Linked DNA regions of Homo sapiens: region 2 is linked to region 1. Evidence: chromatin loops called from intact Hi-C (ENCODE). Cell type or tissue: gastrocnemius medialis. All regions are shown on one strand. Links, peaks and the distances in the headings refer to the core of each region. The heading gives the core; the rest is flanking DNA.

Region 1 (11,182 bases), core at 943-8,942:
GTCTTGGCACCAAGGCTTCTCAGAAGCGCTCCTCTTTGCTCTCTCAAAGTGAACCCATTGCTCCCAATTACAGACCTTGCTTCTGTTGCTTTCTCAGCCCAAGTTCAATCCGGTGTGAACATCTCTTCCTTGCCTTTTCTGGTTTATGTTCTGGGGATTATTCAGAGTGACCACAAGCCTTGTCTTTTCTTCTCATCAAATTCTGACAATATCCTTAAAATATTGGTTTTGGTAAATCTGTAGAGTCCTGCTCTTCAGTAACCTATATTATTAGAACAGGGCTCCCAGGTGGCTGGTTACCTTAGGTTTCTTTCTTTCTTTCTTTCTCTTTCTTTCTTTCTTCTTTTTCTTTTCTCTTTCTTTCTTTCTTTTCTTTTTTTTTTTTTTGTAGAGAAGGGTCTTGCTATGTTGCCCCGGCTGTTCTAGAACTCTTGGCTTCAAGCAATCCCCCCGTCCAGCCTCAGCCCCTCAAAGTGCTGGGATTATAGGCATGAGCCACCACACCCAGTCATCTTAGTTTTAAGAGGGCCCAAACTTTCCCCTGGGTCTGAATTAAGCTCTGGTTCCACAATTAGCTTCTTTTTTTTGGTGGAGGAGGGGCCTTGAACTACTAAAGTGATGCATTCTGGGATGCAGGCAGCCTACTGATGGCTCCCGAGTCTGGGTTTGAATCCTAGCTACTCCGAAGACAAACTGCATGATCTTGGGGAAAATTAATTACCTCTTTGAATCTCAATTTTCCTATTTGGAAAATGGGAATACTCGCTCCTGCCTCTCAGGATTGTCATCAGGATCAATCAAGATAATGCTCATCAGGTACATACTTAATTTAGTGTCTGATCTCCAGTAAGTGCCCCAAAATGGTAGCTATGGTTCTAAGTGAGCATGCCTAACAGAATCGTCAAGACTTAAAGGTGAAAACTGTTCATGTAACTCTTTCCTCCACCTGATACTTCGTACTCATATTTCACAAATTTTATTTTTGTTATACTTAAAATGCTAGACTAGAAATCTTTTCTATCCCCTTCTCCTTCTGGCATAATGAATTTTTGTGAAACTAACAAATTAAAGTAGCATTTGCTTTCTTCTATATTAAACACAATCATTTGTTTTACCCCTGAAATCTGAGTCTCTGTTTCAAAGACTCGGTTTTGTCGATTCCTTTTGGGATTGCTTTTCATCAGTGCATTCCCAGAGTCCCCAGCCTTTAGAAATCGCAGGATGCACCAGCCATCATGTGCATACTCAGTTTTCAGAAAGCATCTGAAAAAGCTCAGCTTCGGAGATTGATGGTTCTCAGCTTTCAGCTTTGGTTTCTCTCAGCCAGAGCACCATTTGGATCTGGGCCTAAGAACATAGTCACACAATGTCAGAGTATTAGTATTAAGTAGGCGATGCCCCTCTTCCTGCCTCTCGGCCTCATTTGGAAAAACATGAGAAAATAAATCTAATCTCCTCATGGTTCCCTTGCACTGCACCACAGCAGGAATGTTATATGATTTCAAATTACTTATTAGAAATACTCCTATGGGTATCGTGTTGAGGATTACTTTTCCAAGGTTATTATAGTGCCTGTATCGTTAGGAAAATGAGGTGTAATTCTACCTGCTATCTCACTCCAAAGACTTCTACCTTTGGACAAAAACCAACTTCCAAGTCAAGGAGGAGGACATTTATCTTCTGTTTCACTCTCACTTTCAATCACATGTTGGAGGATGAGCTGAGGGTGGGGAAAAAACATTTTCTCAAACCCTTTGCTTCTAATAACACAGTGTAGGCTTATCTCTGCTTTCAAGGGAGACGATGTTGACACCCAGAGGGAGCTTAGAGTCAGAAAAGTCTGGTGCTAAGAATGGAATTGGTAGCATCACACTTGCACTGATGAACAGAAAACAAAGCTAAGTGCTTATGCAACAATACAAGGCAACGGAACGTAAGTACTGGCGGCCAGGGGACTACAGTCACAGGGAGATAAGCTGCGGAATTTAACTCCCAAGTGACCTTGAACTAGTCACTTCCCTTGTCTATGTCAAAATATCCTCCCTGGCATCTAGCCGTGTGTATCTGCTGTGTTATCCTATGCATCAGTTGTCTGCATTTTGGTTTACCTCAGGCAAATCTTTCAAATTCTTTGACAGCACTTACCATTTAATTATTTTCCAAGTTGACAGCTCACTCTTTCTGCAGGAAACACTAACATTTTAATTCCTTGCTTTACTGACATATGGATCTTCTAGTATTCACTTGCTTTTTCTGCAACGTTCATCCTTGCTGGGGAGCCCCTTGCAAAATGAATTGTACTGCTGTTTTTGCGGCAGAGGTATTTACAAGGGCAGTACAGCTTTCCCTAAAACCTTTGAAGCTGGCAAGGAAGCCTTCTTCTCCCCTTCTTCTTGTTCATTGAGAAACAAGAGAAGAGGAGAGAAGAAAAGCGCTTCCAAGCTCCAAGTCAGTCCTTCAAAGCAAGGTTCCTTTCCTTCCTGAAAGTGAATTCCACAAAATTAAAAAGTACTGGATTTGATTAAAAGCACAAACCCATTTCCAAACCAAATACCACTGATTTTTTGAATCGTCTTGCTTTTCCTAGTGCAGAAAATTGAGGGCTGACTTCATTTGCATTCACTCATATTTGTCCTTTAAGTTCAAAAGACATAATTGCTCTCTGGCTATGCAAACGTGGCTGATCTTGACCTACTCAAAAATAATAAATCAAGTCCTTGAAAAGCTTTTGGAAAACATGAAGAACTCGACAACATTTGTTTGATTCTCATGACTAAGTCATCTTAGCTAAAACAAAGTGAGAACATTATGCAATTATTTAGAGGAAATTCAGGACCTCTGGGACAGCCAATCATAGAATTCAGGCAAAAGTAGATTTGGGGGCCTGACATTTGCAGATACTTGCGCAACTCTCAGCTGTGTGAGCTGGTCCTAAGAGAGCTCCCACCTTCCATTCGCCCTTTTTTCCCATCCTCCTTCACTTCGTGCCTTTTGATTAGTAGTAAAATGAATAAATCAAACCAACCCTAGCTTGGCTCTTATAAGATATGCTAAGAGAAACGAATATAAAAACAAAAATACCAAACTAAAGATATCCTCCTGAAACTCATTTCTCATTTACACACACACACACGCAGGCACACACACACACACACAACCAGACTTGTTGAGCAAATGTGAGCTTAGAAACTAAAGCTCAGGCCCAGATGTTATTAAGTATAAATATTTATAAGAGCCATAAAGATCCTGGCTAAGCTCAATTTTGCCTCAATGCAGCAAATGTTTCAAATTCGGCTCTTTTACCATTTGAAGCCTTTAGAAGGCAGGATACAGTAGAAGGCACATTACTGTTGGTGAGAGGAGGGCAGTTCCTCTTTTATGTTTTATGACCAGTTTTTCATTGAGGGGTATTGCTTTTCTCAGAAATCACTTCTCGCGGCCTGTCTTTTCCAAGAAGCCAGAAGAAAGTGTGCTTGCTGTGGCTGTGCATTCAGGGGGCACCAGCGAAGCATTCTCCCTGTGAAAGGATGTAGGGACGCTAGATTCGCTTTGTCCTTCCTCATTGCAGTTATCGTGAAACACACAGCCACATCCTAAGAGCCTCAGCTTTGTCACCCGTTGAATGGGTGAGTGATTATTGTAAGTGGAGCATGCTTAACCCATGCTTTTTGCCTTTGCAAAAATAAGCATCCACAATATTTAAACGGCTGTTTTAGTCACTTGTAGAGGCACAAACAAAAGAACCCATAGGGGCATAAGCTGTAATTTTATGATGAAACAGTTCAAACTCTATGATCGTTTGGGCTCTGGATTAAGTGTTTCCTTCTCCAGATTCTTGAAGAGGACCCAATATATGAAATCGTTTTTGGGTTTTTTTTTTTTTGTTGTTGTTGTTGTGTGTATTTTTTTTTCCTTTCCAAGATATGGTCTGTCTATGTTGCTCAGCTGGTTTTGAACTTCTGGGCTGAAGAGATCCTCCTACCTCAGCCTCCCGAGTAGCTGGGACTATAGGCCACCACTCTTGGTTATCATTATTATCCTGAATCCAAGTGGTTTTTGGTGAGAGACATCATCTACCTACATGTCTTATCCACCTGTGAACCATGCAATTCCCTGCTTTCTAACATCCCTTTGGTTAAATATATCATGTTAACACATAACCTGGTACATACATGTTTAAAAGACGTATTACTTCATGGGATGATTTGTCTGCATATGGGGATGAAAAGAGCCTTGGTTTTCCCCCTAAGGATAAGTTCTAATATGTGAAATAATTCCCAGTTCTCTGGGAGAATCCTGAAGATTCTTCAGTGTCAGCTGGCAGTGGCCTGCGTGTGGACCCCATCTCTCCACTCTCGAGAGAGGGGGTGTCCCTCTGCTGAAAGCTCAGGGATGAAGGCCTGTGGCCCCTCCACAGAGCCTGGCTTTGCTGGGTTCTCAGCAAGGTCTCCAAATGTCCATGCCAGCCCCACCCCTGATCTCCTTCCCCCACTCTTGCTGCTCAGCCCCTTTTGGCTACTGGATCTGACAATTCATGACGACCCCGAGAACACTGATCTTCGTGGAGGCCTTCATCTGCCGGACACATCTGGAAAGTACTCCGAGGGGTCTACCTGGTTTTCCTGATTAATGTAGATGTAAAGATTTTATCAAGGCTCCTGGCGGCCGGACTTCAAGATGTAATCACAAAATCAATCCACATAGACTAACCGGGCATAGGCTTACTAAGAAGACATTCCACAATGTCAGGCACTTAATTAAGGCGCTCTGGCTCCTCTGCCCCTGATTGATTCTTTTCTTTCCCTAACAGGTGATGCTGGTCCTCTGGGTGGACAGGCCACTCCCCAGCCAGAGACCCCCGTGCATTCAGAGCCTGCAGTTTGGTGAGAAGACCACCAGAGGGCACCCGTGCATCATCCCAGTCCCCAGGGACTGGACCGGAAGACCAACGGGATCCCTCTTCCAGCCCCCCAGCGAACTTGAAGGAGCAGCCAACTCAGCCTGCATTATCTGCTAGGCTGCATTTTGTTTGCTGAGCTCCAGGATTCTTCTCCGACCCTCAGGCATCTCTTGAGCATAATCAGAGACTCCTCCCATCTCCTCACCATCCCACTTTTTGCACCTTAGTGCGTTGTGGAGCAGAGGACTGCCCCGCGCCGGGGAACCAGCCTGTGCTCTGGCCTGAGCACCTGGGAGTCCTAGCCACGCTGGCTTGCTTGACATAGAGTTTCCCACTGGAAATTCAAAAACTTCAGAAATGGGAGTTTTTAAAAATGTAAGCACCTTGTGAAAAGTAGCCCAGATCAGAGATTGCCAACCTACTGCCCCTTGACGGATGCGAAGTTTTTTCTGCATTCATTCATTCATTCATTCAGCCATCAGGTTCATCTGGCATGATTTTAGCACATGACCATTTAATTCATCAAAGATTTGTTTAGCGCCTAACATGAGCCAGGCATTGTGCTGGGAATATACCTGTACTCCAGTCATTTATAAAATGAGGCACTGTCTGACTCAGCCCAGAAGGACGTCATCCAGCCAGTCCTCTGTAACGTCTGAGTATACCTGGGCCAGAATCATCAACAGTAGCTTGGCTGCATGAGGCCCTGCCAATCGAGAAGCAGTTCTACTGCCCCAGAGCAACAAAGGGCTCCAGAGAGGCTCAGACTTCATTGGCCCAGGGCAATCAAGAAGGCTTCATTCATTCATTCATTCAGTGGGTATTTACTCAGCACCTGGTATGTGCCCAGCAACAAAATGAATCAGAAATAAGCCAGACTGGTGCAGCATTCTTCATCACATAGAGAGACTGCTCATTTGGTTGTACCTACATTGGGCCCCAAAATCTTGACTGTAGTAGCCAGGTAGCGTTCACCCAGTCCTGACTGTTATAGATAAAGCAATCTTGGAGGGCTTCTTTAACTCAAATCTTTATCAAGCTGCCAAGAGAATTTGTTTGAAATGATTGGTACTTTGGAAAGAGAAGTACATCTCTATCATTTACTATAGGAGTTTTTGCAAGTTCTTATTCTTGTTCACAAGAGACTCAGGCAGTGTGATCAAAAGGACTCTTCTGTCATCCGTGGAGATACTATGTCCTCTTCCGGTCCCAGGCCATTGGCCATCCGGAAGGCTTGTCTCTGCTGGGGCTCACATCTTTGGCATGGGTCTTCGTTATTGTGGCCAAAATGAGTGTCAACCACAAATTCCATAGTGTTAGAAATAGGACTTTTCCCATTTTTTTCTGTAAGTTAATTTCTGTTTCAAGGTGCTACTCTACCTGAGTGAAAGACACACATTTTCCATTTAACCAGGGATTCCAATCCCCATTTTTCCCAGGGTGATGTTGTAACTGCAGGAACTTGACTAGTGTTGTGGCAAGGAGGTTGGAGGAAATGTGGTCCCTGAGTCCTGTGTCCATGGAGGCCCCCCCCGGGGCATCTGCTGAGCCTGTCCACAGGCATGAGGCTCTCTTTGCCCTGCGCTGAGATGCAGAGGTGACGTTCTTTCTGCTGCTCCCATGAGGCTCAGCACCACCTGCAAACCCTCTCTGGGGTCTTGACTTCTCAGGACTCTGTCCAGGAAAATGTTCAGGATCCCCCTCAGCCAGCTTCCCTGGGATTTAATTCCCAGTCTTGAGGAGCATGTTTTTTCTAGACACCAGTGGAGGAAGTTCTTTTCCATTCTTGAGGTTTTTCCCTGAGAGAAACTTCCTGTACTTTCTGGTTTGCCTTGGAGGCACCTGACGATAGCTTAGTGGGTCGAGGCTTCGGGAAGCCAAGGTAGAGGCAGCTCCCCTCTGCCTTCTAGATTTTCACAACTGCGCTGTCTCACCCTGAGGCAAAGCAGAGCAGGTGAGAGAAAAGAAGGAAGATTTACCAGGAGAGATTTTCAAAACCGGTTAATACTATTTCCAATAAAATCTCAAAAATGTTATTCTACCATATCAAGATGTCCATAGTTTTTATTTCTGCAGAAGTTCCAAGTTTGCTCATAGAACAGTTTGTGTGTGGCTCCAATAGGTGCTGCAGAAAGTATGCTTCCAGATTTACATCCGCTGCCCCAGCCTGCGCCTGTCTCTCTTTACGGCAAGTCCCTGAGGCAGCAAAGGGGTAGATATGCTATAGCTTGGTGGGAAAGCCTCTATCCATAGAATTTTGAGCTAAACCCATCAGCCACAAGCCCAAACACCACTTCACTTCTGTGGTTAAATCCACCACGTAACATCCTTCAGGCTACAGTCCCTTGGGAGCCTCACGGTGTATCTGTGTCACACCTGCCCCCATAAATGGAATTTACTAGGCTCTGAGAGAACAAAAACAAGAGGCAAAGCCTCAGTCCTCAAACAGCTTACAGCATGGGCGAAAAGGACACACCTTATGTGTTTCAATATAAGAAAAGGAGTTCGATTTTGAACACACACTATATTAGCTGATTGCAGAAATTTCTGGAAATATAGCCATTAAGATGTAGGTGATAATTCAACACGGATACAGGACAAGATTATACTACTGAAAATAGTGAACGAACATCTTGAATATTCCCTGTGTCCCATGTGGTGTCCTAATATCTTCACATCCATCCTCTTTTTAACAAGGTTGCTGTTATTATTATCACCTTAATTCACAAGCAAAAAACGAAAAACAAAGATGGAGGAACTTGCAGTTGGGGGTCAAGGAAAGGCTGATGGCTCCAGATCCGTGGCCTAAGCAGAAGGCTTTTCCCCTGGTGTGTCTCCACCACGTGGTTGTGAAGGAACCAGCACCATCATTTGTCTTCTGGATGATCTCACGGCACTGTGTGCGTGTGGTCCCTAGTTAGTGTCATTAGCTGACTCCCCAAACCTTCCTGGGATGTGGCTGTGAAATTTTATCTTAGAACTTCAGTTTAATTCCATAAACTTTTGTTGAATATCTACAGAAGGTATAGAAGTGAGGATGGGATTCAAAGATAAACCAGACACGAACCCAAGCCATGGGACATTGCTAATTGGAATAGAAAACTGCAACCAGCTTGGTGCTGCAGTGCAGGTACTGAGAACCTCTGGGCTCCTGGTGAGGCTGCAAGACCAAATCCAAGAATACGGGCAGCCTCTACGAGGGGCTGACTCACCCCACAGACTCAGTGGAAAAAGTGCCCAGGACCCACGACAATTTTAGGGCCCCCAAAAGTGTTTTCTATTTTACATACAAAAATTAACCAGGTGTGGTGGCACATGCCTGTAGTCCCAGCTACTCGGGAGGCTGAAGCAGGAGAATCTCTTCAACCCAGGAGGCAGAGCTTGCAGTGAGCCGAGATTGCACCACTGCACTCCAGCCTGTGCGACAGAGCAAGACTCCGTCTCAAAAGAAACAAAAACAAAACAAAAAGTGTTTTTTATTTTCCATTAAAATCAGAAGAAAATGATGAATATAATACAATAATAATAATAAACCCACCATGAATTATATTTGTCTTATATCAACACAGTCATAAAAACAATATCTATTGAATGGGTACAATGTACTGATGTGATAGATGTACCGAGTCCAGACTTCACTACTATGGCAATATATCCATGTAAAAAAATTGCACTGGCACCCCTTACAAATACAAATATGTATTTATTTAATGAACAGAGGAAGGAGCCCATGAAAGCAAAATTGCCTAGATCCCGGGAAAGTCACCATGTGGCCCTGTAGTGATGGCTAAATATTAGCTATTCAACGCATATGGGATTTTATAAAGTACAGAAAACATTCCTCAGCTCTGAAGTACATACTCCGAAACTGGAGGGAATGTTTTATCCATGATCATAAATGGGGATCCAATATCTCAAGGTCCAACCTTCAGAGGAAAATGATCTTAGAAGCATGAGACATTGCCTTAAAAGCCCAGGGAAAGAAGAAAGGTCCAAATACCAGCATCCCCTTCATGAAACCCAAGCAGCATCACTGTGGAGTTTCTGTGGAGAATCCAGGAATTGCTGGGAAAGGGGCCTGCTTGCTCTCCCTGCGCTGAACGAGGATGTGAGGCAGCAAGAAGCAAAGTCATGCTCTGTAAACAGGCGAGTGTCCGTGGCACTGCTGGGGACTCCAGGAGGAGGCTCAGCCGGCTCACTCGCTGAAATGTCACTGCTCGTCAGTGGGCACAGGAGGCCTCGGTGGCTGCTGGCTGGGGAAGCGGGCTGGTGGTGTACGTCAGGGCCTCCCACCTTCGACAGCCCAAGCTGGCCAGTCGCCTCAGAAGGGGTGCCGAAGCTGGGGCCCAGAGCGTTGGTTGGCCTCAGAGACACTCGATTGTGCAGAGTGGGATGCAAGCTCCTGTTAGCACCCAGGTGGTGGGAGGACAAGCTCTGGAACCCAGAGATTTAGGGAGCCCGGCCCAGAGATGGCACCTGCTCCTCAAATCTCCTTCCAGAAGTGATCCTGGATTTTAAGCTTCTTTCAAAGCCATTACAAGGACTTGTTGGAATGGGGTGAGGGCAGCTTAGCCAACACCCATGAAGGCTAAGATTAGACAGTGACTCATGCTTGCAAACGCTGACCACCTCCACCTCATACCTGAAGTGCAAAGTGACATTTCTCACCCTTTCCGCAAATAAATCTTTCCTGTGCAGTGTTCTCTAAGGACCTCAAGGCCTGTCAAGGACTTGGCCCCTAGCTCATTGAAACCACAGTGGATTGCCAAATTTTGCAGATGTTTGCACTGACTGCTTTATGTTTTGTAATATCCCAGAGCTGTTCCCAAGTGATGCTCATCCATTCACCAAGTTAATGCTTAATAAGAATGATCTACAAAGGGTGACAGCTCCAAAAGATGACGAGAGGGAAATAGCCTTCAAGGAGAATGGACGAGCAAAATAAATAAATAAATACAGCCCTGCCTCCACAGACTGAGGTGCAGAAAAGGGAACTCGTGTGTAGCAATTCCTAGGAAAAAAAAAAAAACAAGAAGGACAACAGTGTTTATTTATGAACATGGGCATGTTTGTGTTTCTCAGGGGGGCTGTGAGACCCCGGCAGGGCTTGGCGTGCTGGCGCTGGACTCAGGTGGAGATGAAATGTATAGATGGACCAAGGTGAGCTCTTACAAAAACATGGATCAATTTGATAGCTAAAAAGGGTCAGTTCCCAGAGCAAGAAAAGTTTAACTATGGAGGAAGCACACTGATCCCAGAGCTATAGAAATTGAATAACAATTCCTACTTTTCAACCTGGATAATCTCATGTAATGTTAGAGAAAAATCCTGAAGTCACCGGTGTCAGTGTCTCTACAACAAGATAGAAAGATTGGGGATGTTCTGAAGGTCAACCAACAATTTGGTGGCAGGTCTGGGATGAACAGGCAGGTCTCTATTCCTTTTCAGTGGTTTTTGACATGTAAAGTGCTAAATGTCTTCACAGTTACAATGTATTGCATGTTTTACATATATTGTGTCTATCTTCACTTCAGTCCTACAGGAGTGGTATTATTCTCTTTATTTAAAGATGGCAAAATTAAGGCTCGGGGAGAGATTAAGCAACAGACCCAAGGTCACAGTTTATTCAGCAAATATTAGGCCTCTATTTTGTGCTAGGCCTGGGGTTTCCCAGATACCAGGCAGAGTGAGCACAGTTCAGAAGAAGAAACTCCTGAAAGGTCTCAGCCGAAACAACCTGTATTTTAAAGAATTTTTCTCTCAAAGGATAAAACAAGCATTTGGTGCACCATGGTTTTTTGTGCTAACAGGCTGAATTCCATGTAGAAATGAGAGAAATGCTGAAATTGTTTGGAAGGATTGCAGATGTACGCAGGGTTCATTTTATTAATTAAGCAGGCCTGGATGCTAATTCAGTTGCTATGCACCAGAGCTCCCGGGAAATGCATGCCGAGGCAGAAAGACATACACAGAAATCTTTAAAGAGATTTGTATGTAATGCAGGTAGGAATTTTGGAGGATGGGAGGTGTCACGTGGCTGCACATGTTTTGCAGCACAGAATCCAGTTGCTTAAAAGTTGTGCCTGTGGTCTGTGCCATCCCCAGCCACACACCAGCTGGAGGGATACATATCACAGTAAGAAAGCAGTTTTTTGTGTGACTCTGGACCTACCCACTTTGCAGGAATCCCAGGCTGCCTCAGCTTCCCCCCAGCTCATCATATGGCCCAGGGGTTTGAGTGAGCTTGCTACCTCCGGGTACGCACCAGGCTCCTGCCTGCGC
Region 2 (11,182 bases), core at 1,165-9,164, 68 kb before region 1:
CAGAAGCCCAAGCTTGCCATCCAAGACCCTTGGCTTTGGGTCTAAATGATGGGTTAAGAGGAAAAAAAAATTAAAAAGAAGATGTTCACATTGAATTTTTTTTCTGGTCATCTAGATTAACTTGCTTTTTGACATGTTCCTAGAGCCGTGGTTGGAATAGATTTTATTAGAAACCAAAAACAGAAATTTTTTTTTTTAATTTAGAGACAAATCTCTGAGGGTCAGATGACACAAAGCAAATTAATTTTAGAGCAGATGTGGAAATGAATGAGACCTTGGAGCAGTACTTCCAACAATAGTGTTTAATGAGTAGACATTGGTTGGTTTATTTCTGACATCTTATGAATTCTAAGATCACTGCCTGTGACTAGAAGATTTAGCCTTCATTTTTCATTTATCTCATTTTCTTTCTTTTTCTCTTCTCTTTATTTCTTTTTCTCCAGGATGATGGCCTCCCAGAAAATGAACATCAGCTGTCAGTAGCTGGAAAGATAAAGAAGCATTTCAACACAGGCCCCAAGCCGAATAGCACAGCAGCTGGAGTTTCTGTCATAGCAGTAAGCATCTGAAATATCCACCTATAACTTTTTTTAAAGCAACCCACCTAAGAGACAGGCATTACTCAGGAGATTCTCCAGTCAGAGACAGCAGAATGGGTCATTTCTTTAGACAGCTCAGCCACTTAATGCACTAGAGGAGGTATGGGACTTATATATATTATGTGTTTCTGCAGATCATTTCCCTGGGCATCACATCATTATCCAACACCTCCAGGGTGTCTTGCAGTATATATTAATTTTATGATTTATTTATTTAAAACCGAAAACCTCCCCCATGCTGGACTCTGTGCCAATGCAAACTTCTTGGCTCTAAGAAAAAGAGTTCATAGTGTCCTTTTGCTAGGACCTAGAAAGGAAAGGCAAGCTGAGAGAGACGACATTGCAGGGAGAGCTTGGAACACTATAGATCTTGATACTAGACCTAAATTAAAGTCAAAGCATAGCAGAAAGCTACGCAGTGAGATTTTCAGTGAAATTGAATTACTGTGAACACCCAACGAAGTCACGATGTCTTGCTCCTTAGAAATTTCTGTTCTTAAAGTTGAAAGTCTTTTAACATTTACTATTTTATTGATGCGTCTGCACAAGGCCTTTCTTTTCTGTTCTATACATGCAGACATACACTACATGCAATTTGATCGCAGCTCTAGGCAAAGATTAAATTGGGCCGAGGAATAATGAAACCTCATACTTCCTGGTGTCATATTCTGGAGTAAATATATTCAAGTTCCAATTACTTGAGTTTTTAATAAATTCCTCTTTTTTTCAGAGTGTGTAAATTTTAATAGCATATTCAATCTGAAAATCACTTGAGCTGTTTTTCTTCTCCAAACAAAGAATTTAAGACACTATGATGTGGACTTTTTCAAAAGTATTTATGCTATTAAACAGCACCTCTCACTCATGAGCAGTACTGAATATTTAACCACTTCTCTGGGTGTTTTTAGTTTCTTTCCTTTTTTTCTTTTTTGGTTGCGCGAGAGCTCTAAAAAAAAACTGAAGATAAACAAGTGATCTGTTTGATGCCACCAATCCCAGATCTGGGTTACTGAGTATTTGATATGAGGTTCCAGAATTTGCAAATGGTACGAATGCATGCATACACACCCTCGTACTGTTTGCATTTCGTGTTTCTCGATTGAACCCTTTCAATAGTGATTTACATGCGTGTGAGCAACTGGCACATGTGTAAAGTGAAAGGGAATGCCTACTCTTCCAGATGTTCCTCAGTGCCGCTGAAGTTTTAAAATTTCAAGTTGTTCTTGCCCTCTATCTTTAATTCTTTCTGAGAAAATTCAATGTAGAAGTAAATTAACCTTTACATCTTCCATAGATGGTCAGTGTTCTTTGTTCTGAGCTGATATTCAGTCAGTAAGTTTTGAAAGCAACAATATCATAGTGATTCTCTACTAAACCAGACATTCTATACTCTGTTTCCATTGTTCGTTCAAGATATATGTCTATTCCAAACATTTGATTCCACAGTTTTCTTTTGGAATGGACTGCCAGCATGCTTGTCCATGAAAGGGACTGTTTTTCTCCTGCTAAGGGCTTACAGCTGCTAGAGAGAGTGCCTTTCCACCTCTGTCATTTTGCTTTTGTTTTCTTTTTTTTTCCTGGTCTTTTATTTTAATCAGTCTTTGGTTAAGTTTGCCTTGGTTGCTCAATATTTGTTTGTTCACAGTATTCTAGGAGTCTTACAATGACTAAGGGCAGGAACGTCAGGGCAATTTTCCAATTGACAAACACCACATATTTGAGGGGAAATCCTATTTTAATCAAAGTTGGATAAATTCTGAAGCGTTATCCATATGAATTCATTAAAACCTCATCTAGCTGGATCTTAAAACACTCATTAGTATTTGAAGATCAAAGATCCACTTTTTTTTTTCCTAAATGTCATGATTGGACCACTTTGAATGCAATTTTGAATGCAAGTTTCTCAATTCATCACTAACACGGTTTCCATGGAAACTGCACAAACTGGTAATATACTTACAAATTGTAAAGTGGGCTGTGTAATGCTGAGTTATGCATTGGTTGCATGCTTGTTTAATCTTTACTGCTGCAGAGGTTTTTTTTTTTTTAATAATTATCAACTTAATTCAGATTCAAAATAATTGGCTGGTTTCAGAAAACTGTATCTTAAAAAATGCCTGTCAGATCTATAGCACAATTCATATGTTAACTATCAGCATTAATATTTCAAGCATAAAAGAGAATATCAATGTAGATTTCAGAGATTGTTTTAAGAGAAACTGGTCTACCATACTATGTACATGAGGCACCTTCTCCAGAATGCTTTTCCCTCATAAATATCTCTACCTTCTAGAAGAACCTGGCTGAGGTCAGTAACCAAAGGGTGGGGCTGGGAATTAGAAACTGGCTATTTTGGCCACCTTCATTGTGATACTTTCAGAATAGCACTGGATACATCCAATTATATTGCATAACCATTTTTTCATTCTTAAAATGCAAAGGCTGACTATCAGGGGACTATCACAAGAAAAAGAAACCCTGGCATTAAATAATATTCCAAAGTATGACTGCCAAGAAAGATTATTCTGCTATGAAGCAAAATAAGTGGGAGGTAGAAGAAAAATTTTTTATAAATGGTATATTCTATAAAGACTATTTGATAATTTAATAATTTAATATAATGATTAATTTGCTCACATCATTAAAAGTTCAGGAATTGATATAATACAGTGATGACTTCTCTTTGATAGATTTACAAAAACTGGTTTCAGCATAAATTTCATTCAAACAGAATTTTCCTAGGTATATACGCTCTCCCCAGAGGCTATAAAATAATGTATTTTAAACCGCCTTTACCATGGGACTAATTTTTTAGAATTACATACACCCTTTAGAATGTTTTAAAAATTATTATTTAGGACATAGTGTTAGTTTGTGGTTTGGTGGCAGTTGGGGAATCAACAATTAAATAATTAATTTTTAACTAGTACTTCTCATTCCTTAGTTAGAAACCTAACTACCTGCTGGAGATCACCAATGCTCATCAGAGAATCTGTGACACTCTTTCTTTCTTAGAATGACAAAAGAAAAAAGCATACTGTCATAACCGGCAGCCTCTCTCACAGGTGTAATTTATGATATGAGAGTAGTTTAACATGTACTCATGTTCTGAATTGTAGTGTTTTTTGTTCATGTTGTCATTTTTTTCTTCTGCTTCACAGTCTGTACATTATTAGGACCAAAGAAAGGACAAATGACAACTTTATATTAAGGTCGCAAGAGGGCCTCGAGTTGGCTAGGACAGTAATTACCAGCTGGAGGTTCACAGGGATCACACACCCTCCTGAAGGAGGAAAGGTGCTCTGACATTAGGTCAAGCCATGGGATTAGGTGGAAGGCATTGCATTCCTTAGAATTGCAGCATTCTGTGCCTCTCAGAGAGACGCCATTGTCCCTCTGCTGCCTTTCTCAGTAGTTGGGGGATTTGAAAAAAAAAAGAGAGAGAGAAAGGGAAACAAAAGGTTATTAAAATGCAATTTATAGACATGAAATGAATTAGAGATGACATTTTAACGGTGAACTTTTTGAGAGCTGAGGGAAGAGAGAGAGGCATTATTAGATTTGCTCAGCTTGATGAAGAACCGATGACTAAGATGTCAGTTCCAATTTATTTTTCCTCATTTAACACTGTTTATTATTTTAACCAATAATTTTCCTAATGCTTTAAAGTTCTTCTTTTGCATTTTGCTCATGCAAATAGAGCGTTTCAGTCTAATTGAACAAATCCATACTAATCAGCATGCATATAATTGTGACACTGGGAAGCTTAGTTCTAAAATGAGACCTGTTATATGACACTTTGCCTGTAGATGGCAATAGAAAGCTAATTACTAAGTAGCTGTCTTTGTGGCCAAGCATACACCTTCATCTTCCTGAGAGCCAGTATACTTTGATTTTTTTCTCAATAAAATGAAACACACATTTTTAAAAAGATTAAAACTTCACATTGCATTTTATGCACACTTGGATAGCCTAGTTTATAATCAGAGCACAAAATCCTCCAAGCAGTTTTTAGTTTAAATGCCTGGTGCCCTGGCATGTTTTTGAAATGCCTTTGTGAATTTAGAAGCAGAAACTGTCATCAGCATCATACCAGTAACGCACTTGAAAGAACACATGAGCCCCTCTGAAGAAAGGTGTCCAAGTCGCATCCTCTCGTGGGCAGAATGGGGAAGCGGGTACACAGCATGATTAGTGTCCTTCAGGTTTGGGGGATTGAATCTTTTATCCCCAGGTACCCAAAAGCTAACATCTTATTCCAGGATGAACAACTTTGAGAACTTCTCCTGTCTTCTATTTATTGTACTTTGTGTTAATCAAAAGCACTTAACTGTTCATATGCATTTTTATTATACAAAGAAAACTATTTTTTGTTTTATTTCACTTTCCATATTTTCATAGAGAAAATTTATTGACTGTTTTATACTCTATCTTCTTAGTTTAGAAATGTAATTAAGATTCACCTTTAATTAGATCATATACCTTTTATAAAAAGGAAAAGAAAAGAAAAGATTCACCTTTAAGAGTAGCTCTGCTTTTGAAGATTAACTCAGAAATTTAAATGCTGTAATTGATGAGGTTTCAAAACCTGATTCTTTTCCTCTTTCATTTCATAGTTATGAAGCCCTCAAATTTAAGCCTTATGCGGTAATACTCTATGGGGTCCAATCTGCTTTCTCTTAAGTGGCTAATGCTCATTTCAGTACTTTATTGAATTGTGAAGCATTTTCTATTCTATGGCATATGAAGAGGTGTTTATATCTTTTGAAATTGAGAGGACATGATTAAAATGGTCATTCAAAAACTTGTTTGAAGAACTAGATCTATTTGAGCAAATTGGCCTCCAAAATAGTCATGAGGTGTCACTTCCTGCCTTTTTGTTGTCAGTATGCAGACTTAGGATATTAGCTAGTTACCCTGCAGAAGAGGCATCGTAACTATATATACATATAGAATCAATGAAGAACAGCTTGGTCTGGAGTCTTAATTCTTTAGCACAATGCTGATCCACTGAGTTGCCCCATTTCTCTCTGCTCAGCTGGACCACGGGTTTACCATCAAGAGATCAGGGTCTTTGGACTACTACCAGCAACCAGGAATGTATTGGATAAGGTATGAGATGGTGCAGCTCAACAGTCAGTGTTTCCATGGCAACGTGCTGGCAGTCTCCATTAACCAGTTCCTTCGGTGGATAAACATGCTTTTGATTTGTTATCCAGTCCATATGCTGCTTTATCAGTTTCATTTTAATCTTGATTGAGATGCCACACCCCCTCATTCCTTTTTTTCACCCATTATTCACACTGACATTTGCCAGCTTTCTTTCCATTGCACATGCTCAGTATCAATTTTCCTTATGGTTAAAAGGACAGTATATTTAGTGCTAATGCCAAAGCATTTTCCTGACGTTGCTAATTAAAACAATGATTTCCAGTGCTCTTCTGTCCCTTAACAAATGGAAGAACAATAGCACGCTAGTGTGTGTTCTATAGAAGTATATACTGTCATTTTAAAGTCATCAAGCCCAACCTTGACCTGATTAGATGGATAACAATGCATTTACACCTTAGTAGTAGAAGCGCCTCAAAGTACAATGGGCTATAGAATGCATTGTGTGTGTTGGTAAGCTTGTGTTTTCAAATTCTCCACCTTTTTGTTTTGTTTTTGTTTTATTGTTCCCTCTTCCCCCTGGAAATCCCTCTATGTATTAGCTATTGCATGAATTTATTTTTCAATATCTTGTAACTGTCAGATTATTTAGCTGGCTTATCTGCTCAAGCAAAAGGGATTATGGGAGGTATCGATTTTTTTAAAACTGGGTTAAGAATTCTATCCAATCGTTTTCTATTCCAGTCAACTGCCCTGGCATTTCCTTCAAGGGGCATTGTTTGTGTCTCTTTAAGTTATCCACAAGCAGGATGGTTTTTGATGGTTTGAGAAATGAACTCTGAGAAATTCTAGGGAGGCTGTTTTCGCCATCTTAATGTTTCTGAAGTGATCTCCAGGTAACACTCCACATCTTAGTATTTGAAAAAAAAAAAATTCCACTGGTTTTGGCATTTGTTTTTTCCAAACTGTGGAGCCTATCTGTAGTAAGACAGTAGCTGCCTGATGTTGTTTCATGGTTAGACTGCAAAGTTTTACCAAAAAATTAAAATATATATGTATGTGTGTATATATGCACATATAAAGTATATATGTTATACATAATGTGTATGTGTGTGTATATATATATATAATATATATATATGATTTTAGCCCCAATTGTTACTCCTGGTTATTTTTCTATAATCAGACACTCAAAACATAGTACATAGGAAAGCAGAAAGGGGCATACCTTGACAAATGATTCAGATATACTAAAATCATGATCATTTCCAAATCTGTTTAAAGCAAGAAAACACCCAAAGCTCAATAAAATTTTCTAAGGTCATTTTGACATAGAAGGCTATTTGTGTCTTCTCCATTTATAATGCATGTAGGAGTTGCACATTCATTTATTTAATTTACCTACATAATTGGCCTTATGGATGTAGAAAGAACTTAATTTTTGACCTTATTTTGGAGGGAGAAGGGTGAGTTAATCATAATCTGCCTTTGTGCAGACCCTTCTTTTTTGACTTTGTAACACAGAAGAGGATTCATCCATCTTTTACTTTTACCTGAAAGAATATATACTTCCAGAAGAGTGCACCTATCAGGAATGCACATCTCTATAAATTTTCACAAACTGAACATGCCCCTGTAGGCAGCACCCAGATCAGGCACAGAACATTCCTAGCACCCCAGGGGCTCCCTTCCAGGAGGGGTCACTTCACCTCGAGGGTAAACACTGACCCTAGAGTCCAGCCACATTAATTAGCTTTGGCTGGTTTTGTACTCTATAGAAATCGAATCACACCATGCTCCATCCTTTTTAAATTATATGTCTCCTAATGTCAGGAATATTAACCAGATATATATGTGTAAAGTTAATATACAATTAAAAATAGGCATCAAGTATATCTAATTATAGTTGTGCATATTTGTGTTATAAAAATTACACATATAAAGTCATCTAATTTCAAAAACCTCTGGAAAATTAAATTACTAAATTTGTAGGATTAAGGATGGGAACTAAACCCCAAGTAAACACAATAATTAATAAACGTAGCCAACTATAAAAAGGCCATTTAACTAAAATCCTAGTGATGGTTCCCATCAGCAGACAAAATGACACATCCCTGAATAATGGGCAGGAGCAGATGGGAGATAATCTCTTTTTTCTTGCGCACATAAAGTGCTCTGTTTTCCAGCTGGGGCAGTAACAACAATGTTTATAGTTAGTGCTGTACTGAACAGTGCACCCAGTATGTAAAGCTAAATTGGAGAAATGATGCTAAAAACTCATCGGCATATATGCTTAATTAGGAAGTTTTATAATGCCATTTAGCCCCAGAACGTACACGCTCTCCTTACTGATTGCGAGTGCTTGCCTTTTATCTCCGCAGAAGTGGGAGCATTTGTCTAACCATGGTGGCAGCCAACTTTCTAACACAAACAATCATTACAGGCGAGCATCCCTGCTCCCAATTGTTGTGTTTAAAGCGCTCATGGCTGTTTTTACTGCTGTAAGCCGAACACTTGGGAGTCGCGCTTGCTTTTTGTAAAGCAGATCACATGAGGGCACAGGCTGGGAAAACCATCTCCTCAGGGTGCCCAGAATTGGTCTGTCTCTCTTAACTGGCTTTTTGGTGATTGTAGACAAATAGTGGGGATTTGTTTTCCCCTTTCTCTCCATTCTCCAGCCTCATACCAGAGAGCTGCTTCCAAGGGAGCAGCATCCTTCACTTGACCCACGCATCCAGGAGACTTTGCTCCTGTCACCCAGAGTCCAGGGAGGACGCTGCCCCAGGTGTGAGCTCACTGGGCTATTGCACACTCTCCTGACCTAAGAAGCCACCATTTCCCCCTGCTGCAAGCCACTGGAGAACATTTGCATCCCGTTATATTTTCCCCTTCCTGGAAATGCATCCTTATTCAAAGGGGACGCTGTCACACACATTTCTACCTTCCCAAGTGAAGCTGTCACCATGGCAAGTGCTATGCCCTGTAACACATGGAGAAGAATCCTGCACCTTCAGCACACAGAACAGGGCAACAGCTAGAACTGGGTAACCCGATTAAATAAAACAAATATCAAAACAAGACATAAGCTAAACATGAGAAATAAGATAAAATGGGGAGGTGAGCTAGGACAAAAGGGTGGTTGAGTTCTCAGGCAAGATGTGACTAAAATGTGCATATTGGATTCAAGCACCGTCCTGAAACAGTGAGTAATGAGGCAGAGCGGTGATGGCCGCGCTGTCATGCTCGGTTGTTAAAAGGAATGGGGTCAGTTAAACGCATCTTGCTCCGTGCAGGTTTGAGAAAACTGTTCCCCTGGAAGCCAGGGAGGAACCTCCGTGTGGTGTGAGAAGGGATGTAGGGCCCGCCTCGGCCAGAAGCAGCCAAATGTACACAGCAAGTTGCAATGCATTGCAGGTTGCTCGGTGGCTAGTTGTCCTGGCTTTGCTCTGCAGAGTGAGAACGCTGTCCCCGGGGACAGCCAGAGCATGGTTGGCAGCCAGGGCAGATGCTCCACCCACTCCAGAGGCTCCCTCTGTAACACAGAATTTGGGGGATTCAGTTTAACACATCGAAAAGTCATAGATTTAAACTTCAAAACCACTCAAACTGTGATTAGAGAGAAGTCTCAGGAAAGTAGTTAGGATTGGTCTTGCAGTTGTACCTTGTACCCAAGCATGAGCTATTAGGCCATAGGCTCAAAAGATGAGTGATACTATGCCTGTTGTGGCGTGAAGGTCACCAAGGGTCATTGGAAAGAACATGGGAATGGTGAAACATCTGCATTACATTTCCCAACTCAAACAGGTTGCTCACTGAGGTTTTATTTTCTTTTATTTTGTTTTCAGAGGCCCCTTAAGAGAGGATTCCAATGACATATAAGTCTTTTTAAAATTTAGCTTACTTATTACTAAAAATGAGAAAATGTCATGGCATTCCAAGTCTTAATCATTGAGTGTAAACTGAAGAGAGATTTTAACATTTTCCTAAGATTCCTGATGATTCTAGATTGACTGAAAATTGTGTAGTATCATATTTATTCTGCCCTTGCCTCAGAATCTCTTTCCCTCATTTTGACTTAAAAGTAAACATCTATGCTCTTTTCTACATATTCATTCCTGCCATACTTTGTGAATGCTCCTTAGTGAGGTTCATTGAGAGGATAGAGGCTTTATGAGGTATAAATGCACAGGAAATCATACATAAAGAACGTAATTATAAGTATCAACACACCTTTTGCTAAGAAAGGGTGTAAGTATTCATAGGCTGAAATAAACAATTCTCAAATATATGTCAGACACATGACACTTTTAGAAATTAAACAGTCTTGGAGGCTGGGCGCGGTGGCTCACACCTGTAATCCCAACACTTTGGGAGGCCGAGTTGGGTGGATCACCTAAGGTCAGGAGTTCAAGACTAGCCTGGCCAACATGGTGAAACCCCGTCTCTACTAAAAATACAAAAAATTAGCTGGGCATGGTGGTGGGCACCTGTAATCCCAGCAACTCAGGAGGCTGAGGCAGGAGAATCATTTGGGCCCGGGAGGCGGAAATGCAATGAGCCGAGATCACACCACTGCACTCCAGCCTGGGCAGCAAGAGCGAATCTCCGTCTCAAAAAAAAGTCATGGAGATTGAGATTCAATTAACTTAATTAAAGATTGGCAGCCCAGTGTACAGAGAGAGTGTGGCTTTGGAGTCAAGAAGCCCTGGGTTTGGATCTAGTCCGCCCCATTTCCTGCAGTAACCTTGGGCGAGTTACATTCTCTGTCTGATTTTCCACACCTACGAAAAGGTGAAGAGTGTTATCCACCTTCCAAATTTGTGGTGAGAATTAAATTAGCTGCTTGTGCAAAAGTGCTTTCACACACCCCAGCCCAAAGAAGAAACTAAAAAAAAAAAAATTTGCTTTCTGTTTCCCTCACTTCCAAGAGCAAATCACCCACTCCACAGATTTTCCTGAGAAAACTGATGTCTCTCCAGAGAGAGGCATTTGTTACTAAAGTAGAATCATAAACTGTTTTAATGCTCTGATTAGAGTAAACCGCTCAGTAATGTATATGTTTATATTTCTTGTGAGCATTTGCGGCATTATGTTTTACCTGAAGTAGCTATAGCCAAAAATTCTGATGAAGTATAAGTTTAAAATGTGATCCTCTAGGACAGGGCTTGGCAAACTATGGCCAATGGGCCAAATCTAGCCCACTTCCTTTTTTTGTAAATAAAGTTTTATTGGAACACAGTCACACACATTCATTTACAAACTGTCTATGGCTGCCTTTGCCCTACAGCAGCAGAGTTGAGTAGTTGAGTCAGAGAAACATGTGGCTTGCACAACTTAAAGTATTAACTATCTGGCCCTCTCCAGAAGAGTTTTCCAACACCCTTTCTAGGGGGAAAATATGTCTAAATTAAAAGGCACCATCTGTACAAATGCAAATTCCACAAGAACAGGATTAGGGCTTGTTAAAAACTATG

The links. A loop is a pair of places that touch in the nucleus more often than their neighbours do. Peaks named below come from ENCODE experiments on the same cell type or tissue, not always from the same donor. Only the 100,000 strongest peaks of a DNase experiment are listed, where the experiment ranks them.
Region 2: a loop joins it to region 1, with 1.9 times the contacts of the local background. A loop is called at or near these places in 23 of 110 quality-filtered maps.

Annotation. Positions count from the first base shown.
Region 1 is chr13:35,714,846-35,726,027 of GRCh38, reverse strand. No RefSeq gene overlaps it. Among named protein-coding and RNA genes, the nearest start is that of LINC00445, 23 kb to the right of the region's middle. RefSeq lists an enhancer at 5,111-5,611. In gastrocnemius medialis, for the core only: CTCF peaks have their summits at 4,698 and 4,899 (motif pointing right); DNase peaks (open chromatin) are centred at 1,959 and 2,917; H3K4me3 peaks cover 397 bases; H3K27ac peaks cover 3,408 bases.
Region 2 is chr13:35,782,741-35,793,922 of GRCh38, reverse strand. It overlaps DCLK1 (doublecortin like kinase 1), which reads left to right. Exons shown (of 17, transcript NM_001330071.2): 16 at 444-557. Among named protein-coding and RNA genes, the nearest start is that of LINC00445, 91 kb to the right of the region's middle. RefSeq lists an enhancer at 3,697-4,198. In gastrocnemius medialis, for the core only: a CTCF peak has its summit at 4,393 (motif pointing right); no DNase peak of the experiment used is centred there; H3K27ac peaks cover 450 bases.